Linked DNA regions of Homo sapiens: region 2 is linked to region 1. A link is a loop called in an ENCODE intact Hi-C map of the cell type or tissue named here. Cell type or tissue: OCI-LY7. All regions are shown on one strand.

Region 1 (2,500 bases):
TGTGGAGTGTTCTATAAATGCTAATTAGGTCAGGTTCATTAACAGTGTTGTTCAGGTCCTCTTCTATATCTCTGACAATTTTTCTGTCAACTTGTTCTTTTCATTATTAATAAAGAGGTATTGAAATCTCTAACATGCTTGTGGCCTGGCTATTTGTCCTTGTAGTTCTATCAGTTTTTGCATTACATGTTTTGAAGCTCTGTTATTAGGCACATAAGTGTTTATAATTGTTATAACCTCTTGAATTGACCCCTTTATCATTATGAAATGATCTTCTTTATTTCTGTTAATTACTTTGTTCTCAAATCTACTTTGTCAGATATCATTATAGCCATCCCAGTTTTCTTTGGATTAATGTTCCCATTAGCATAGTGTTAGCATCCTTTTTTCAATAGTTTTACTCCAATTTGGTGAGAATTAGAAATCTTCTGGACATTTTTTTTTCTTTTTTAGAGTCTGATTCTAAAAGACAATTGACATTGCCTTTCCTTGGTCTCAGCTACATGGGATACAGTGGAGGTGGGAGGACTTTTCAGGTTCTTCCCAGCCTGTGACACTTCATATCAGTGGGCCTGGTGAGGCTAGGATAGCTCCGTAAGTTCCCATACAGTTAGTTACCTACTAGAGTTAGAATATTTGACCTATGAACCTCATCCCACCTTTTACCCTATTTGCTTCTGAATCTTCATATTCAGCCCAAGAAAACTCTCTCATTTTCCTGATTGGTCTCACTCTTCTAACTGTAATCATGGCATATCTAATTAGACAGTACCCAAAGGTAGTATAGGGAACAGGGTGGGGGCCCTTTTATTTGAAGTGAGCTTACAATCATGGGAGAGATTCAGCTGTGAGTGCAGTCAACTCTAAATGATCAACTGGTTGAGATACAACATAAAAAAGAAATTGGAGTTTACTGAGGTAGTGAGGCTGGGGAGGAAGAGAAAGGTAACAAGGTGCCCTGAAGACAATTAGTTAATAACTACAGATATTTATCTTTCTGTCTTGAGAGAGCTAAAAGCACTACCCAGGAGTAAATATTTGTCAGATGTTGGCATCAGCCAATGCTTCTTCTAAGCTCCTCTTCAGCCATTCATCAATGTGATGCAAGCTCTCTAGTGGCCATGGCTCCAGATCTTCTCTTCTCATTGGAACTCGCTTTTCGCCTCACCTACTTCTACCCACATGTGCATTGCTGCATTCTCTGACTTCATCTTAAAGTTGTCTCTCATTCTTCCCACTAAACTGCTGGAAACAGAGATAGTACAAACCTTACTCCCCAACCCTGAAACCCCAATGTATCTTGATGAGTACTTGTCCCATCCTTTTGCAAGGCCAGTGGGGCTCTGCTGCCACCTAACTTTTCAGACCAGCAGCACACCTTGCAGACCAGAGATTGCAAACTCATAGCCCCAGGCCAAGTCTGTCCTTCAAGGGTATTTATTGGACGATACATTGTACTTCTATCTTTAATTTCAAAAACTTTAAAAGTCAGGATATTTTACATTAAAATGTTAATTTCCAGCGTATCTTGAAAAATCAGAACCCCTGGCAACACAGGATTTGTCTTTCTAAATGGCAACTCTCTTTAAATGGGCACTTGCTCTCCTGGTGGTCACAGTCACCCCCAGCTGGGTTCCCTCACATTCTTTATCTGCTTGGTCCCTATGAACATTTGGCGCTGTTATTTCTGCTGCAGATGGAAACTTGTGCAGGATAAATATGGGCAGATGCTTTTTTTCCTCTTTGTTGGATGTCACAAACATAATGTCCAGATGTAAGAATTATTTTTAAGAGAGCAGGCGTATAAGACATTTGGACTAAATTATAAACTGTAATGACAAAACTCATCATTTTGCTTTGAGAAATATTGCTTTAAGCCATTTCCTTTAGGCTGCTCACCTGCCTCAATTCTCAGAACTATGATTCGGCCCTGTGTTCATCCTTCAGAATTTTTATGTTTAAAAGATTTGTTTGAAAACACTTAAATACTGACATACAAACTTTTTTTGGCCACAGCATTTTAAACGAAAATAGTATGGAAAGTACATCCCAAGGAAATTCTGAACCTTAAGAAAATGCATATTTTACCACATGTTTTCAATTATTTTGGAATGAAGTTGAAGCTGTGGAGACCAAGCTTGGCACTGGGAACCATTGGCCTGGTCACCATCCCCACAGCTTTCATCATATGACACACAACAGCCTTCCAAACAGAGCCTTCTGAGGTCAGCTTCCAAGTGTCATCTGGCCCAGTCCAGGCCTTTTACAAAGAGAGGAAAATATGTATTATCTACCCTCAAGCTCATGCCCCAGTGAATAAACCAGGATGTGAGATTCAGATGCTTCATTTGTCCTGCACATTGACTCTCAGAGGTGCCAGCTACCTTCCCACCATCTTCCAGGTTTCATTCTTCATTGGAAACAGAAAAGCCTATTAGGGTAAAACTTTATTTTTCTACATGTGTTGGCTTTGAGAGATGGTTTACTTTGAACACCCACC
Region 2 (2,500 bases), 390 kb before region 1:
GCCTGGAGGGAGTTCTGATCTTTGCAGGCCGTATTCATCCATAAGCCTGGATAGCGGACATAGGCTTGGCTCTCTGAGGGGCACGACTTGTCGACTTATCCCTCGGGCCTGATGCTTCCTGCTTGTGGAGATAGTGCCAAGAGCCGTCTCACCCCTGCTCCCTGCTTCTCTCATTGGTGAGTTGGAAGGAGCATGGGGCAAGCATAACTGGGCCCTTTCATCTCTGCCCCTCGTGGGGAAACCGGGCCACAGAGAGCACACGCAGGGCCCAGGGCTGCTTGAGCAGAGAGCCTAATTCTGGGTTCCGTGTAAAGTACACTTGCCCTATGTTCTCCAGCTTGCTTCTTACTTACTGTCATGTAAGGGGGCTTTCAGCCCCCACAAATGACTGTTCTGGCATTTCCTAATCAGTTCAGTACTCAAGCAAGGAAAAGGATGTGATTGATTGGGCCTTCTAGAAGACTCCAGTAAGATCCAGGCTCTCTTCCCTTACCTGGAGGGGCCTCTTCCCTTATCTGGAGGGGCCTCTTCCCTTACCTGGTCTCTTCCCTTGCCTGTAGGCAGGGTCTCAGCTTCCTGCCCCGTGGTGTGGAGGCTGGAGGTGGGAGCGGTGGGGAAGGTGCGTGTGCTATGTGGGGATGCGCTGCTGAGAAGGCAGCCTGGCACCCATTGCGTGGCACCTACTTAGTCTTAAAAGGTAAAATCCTTCAGACAAGGAGGGGGATGGGCAGTGTGACTGAGATGGATGAGACCAGACAAGGGCGTGGTAAAGGAGGAGAGGGGAGAGTTGCCTAGGAGGAGAGATGCCGGCCTGCACAGAGAGAAACAGGGGCTCAGGAGACAGCCAAGGCTGGCGCGGAAACAGAGCACTTGCTTGGACGGAAGCCCGGCGAGCCCACACTCCTAGGCGCTCTGAGAGCTCCTAACTCTGAGGAAGGCACAGCCATGCATTTCGGAGCCTGGATAAGCAGCTCTGTGCTCTTCAGTACCTCCGAGGCCAGCCCCCTGGGTCCAGGTAAGCTGACTCTACTTTGTGTGATGCGGGCCAAATTCTACCCCGCATATCAGCAGTTTGGATTTGATCTGGTGGAGACATTGGGTGGATGGTCACATCAGATCCCTTCCCTGATACAGCCTAGGACGTCCCTTTTCTGTTTGTTGCTGTTCAGCCACCTGCTGAAGACTGTCTTGGAGGAGCTCTGCTGCCTGGTGGGTGTTCCAGGCACGGGCTGGCCGCATGGCATTTTGTGTGTTTACATGGTCTCCACATGGTGGCGTAGGCAGCCGAGAGAGCCAGGCGCAGCGTCAAAGCCAGCCCAGCGTATGGACTCCAGCTATTCAAGCAAAAAGGAGACCAGCCACCCCTCTGTTGCAGCGGCATGTGAAATGTCAAGGGAATGCAGGAAGCAAAAGTAGAAACTCTAGAGTGATGTGCTTTGCCAAGCATGACTTTAGAATTAGCAGCAAGACCTTGAATTAGAGACTCAACCCCCTGAAGCCACAGAGTAATTTGTATACCCTTCAGTCATTCCTTCCTGAGCCACCCCTACACAGGTGAGCTGACCGTACTTTGGTGATGCGGGCCAAATTCTGCCCGGCATATCAGCAGGGAAATAGAGTCCCTGGTTTTGCATCTCCGCTGTTGCAGGGGAGCTTTGTTTCAACGGACAGCTTGCTTTGTTCTGAGCCTTCCGGGAACGGCACACACTAAAGTGGCACTTAGCATCAACAAGTGTTTCAACTGGCTGGATCTGTTGTTGTTGTTGTTTTTATTTCTTCAGTGGTGAACTGCTGGCTCACCGGAACATAGTGGAAGGATGTTTTTTGCTGCCTGAACGTGAGCAAATATTGGACCTGAGATCGGGGTGGGCTCCGGTCCCCACCTGGGTGGACCGGACAGCCTCTTGGGCTTCTGGTAAAATGAGTTAGCTCTTAAATTTTCACACATATAAAGCACTAGACTTGCTACCGTGAATGATGTAAGAGATCACCGTGAGGAGGAGGGCTCCTGGAAGCTTGCCCCGTCGCGGGGAAAAGCGGGTGCAGGATGGGGCTGAAGTGGATTCTCCTCGCGGTGTTGGAATGGACCTGCCGTGTCATGGGAAGCCTGTCTACGCACTTATCCTGCATGGGATTTTCAAGCCGTTTATACCAGAGAGGCCACAGAACCCTTGGTACTACAGAGTGGTCGCATGTTAAGGAACCTTGAGGGGTGGGCCTTATGTCCTGCAGTGGAGCGCCACTCTCCGAGCCACTCTCTGTCACTAAACACGTCTTACTGGGCATCTCATGCATCAGACGCGATCCCAGGGAGGCACCAGTGTTGAACTGACTGTCAAAGGAGGCCCCACAGAGAAGGTGGCATTTGGGCAAAGACTTGCAGCCGGAGGGGCTGTGGAACTGTCAGGGGAGAGGAGGCTGCAGGACAGGGAGCTGAGAGGGAGCAAGGGACTTCCTTCTACAAGTCACCAAGGAGCTGTGGGAGTGGGGGAGGACATTT

The links. A loop is a pair of places that touch in the nucleus more often than their neighbours do. Peaks named below come from ENCODE experiments on the same cell type or tissue, not always from the same donor. Only the 100,000 strongest peaks of a DNase experiment are listed, where the experiment ranks them.
Region 2: a loop joins it to region 1, with 8 times the contacts of the local background. A loop is called at or near these places in 3 of 110 quality-filtered maps.

What each region holds. Positions count from the first base shown.
Region 1 is chr6:159,607,822-159,610,321 of GRCh38, forward strand. No RefSeq gene overlaps it. Among named protein-coding and RNA genes, the nearest start is that of SOD2, 84 kb to the right of the region's middle. In OCI-LY7, CTCF peaks have their summits at 1,342 and 1,542; a DNase peak (open chromatin) is centred at 1,360.
Region 2 is chr6:159,216,425-159,218,924 of GRCh38, forward strand. All of the region lies in intron 5 of FNDC1 (fibronectin type III domain containing 1), which reads left to right. Among named protein-coding and RNA genes, the nearest start is that of FNDC1-IT1, 23 kb to the right of the region's middle. In OCI-LY7, CTCF peaks have their summits at 1,265 and 1,471; a DNase peak (open chromatin) is centred at 1,347; H3K4me3 peaks cover 1,494 bases; H3K27ac peaks cover 2,221 bases.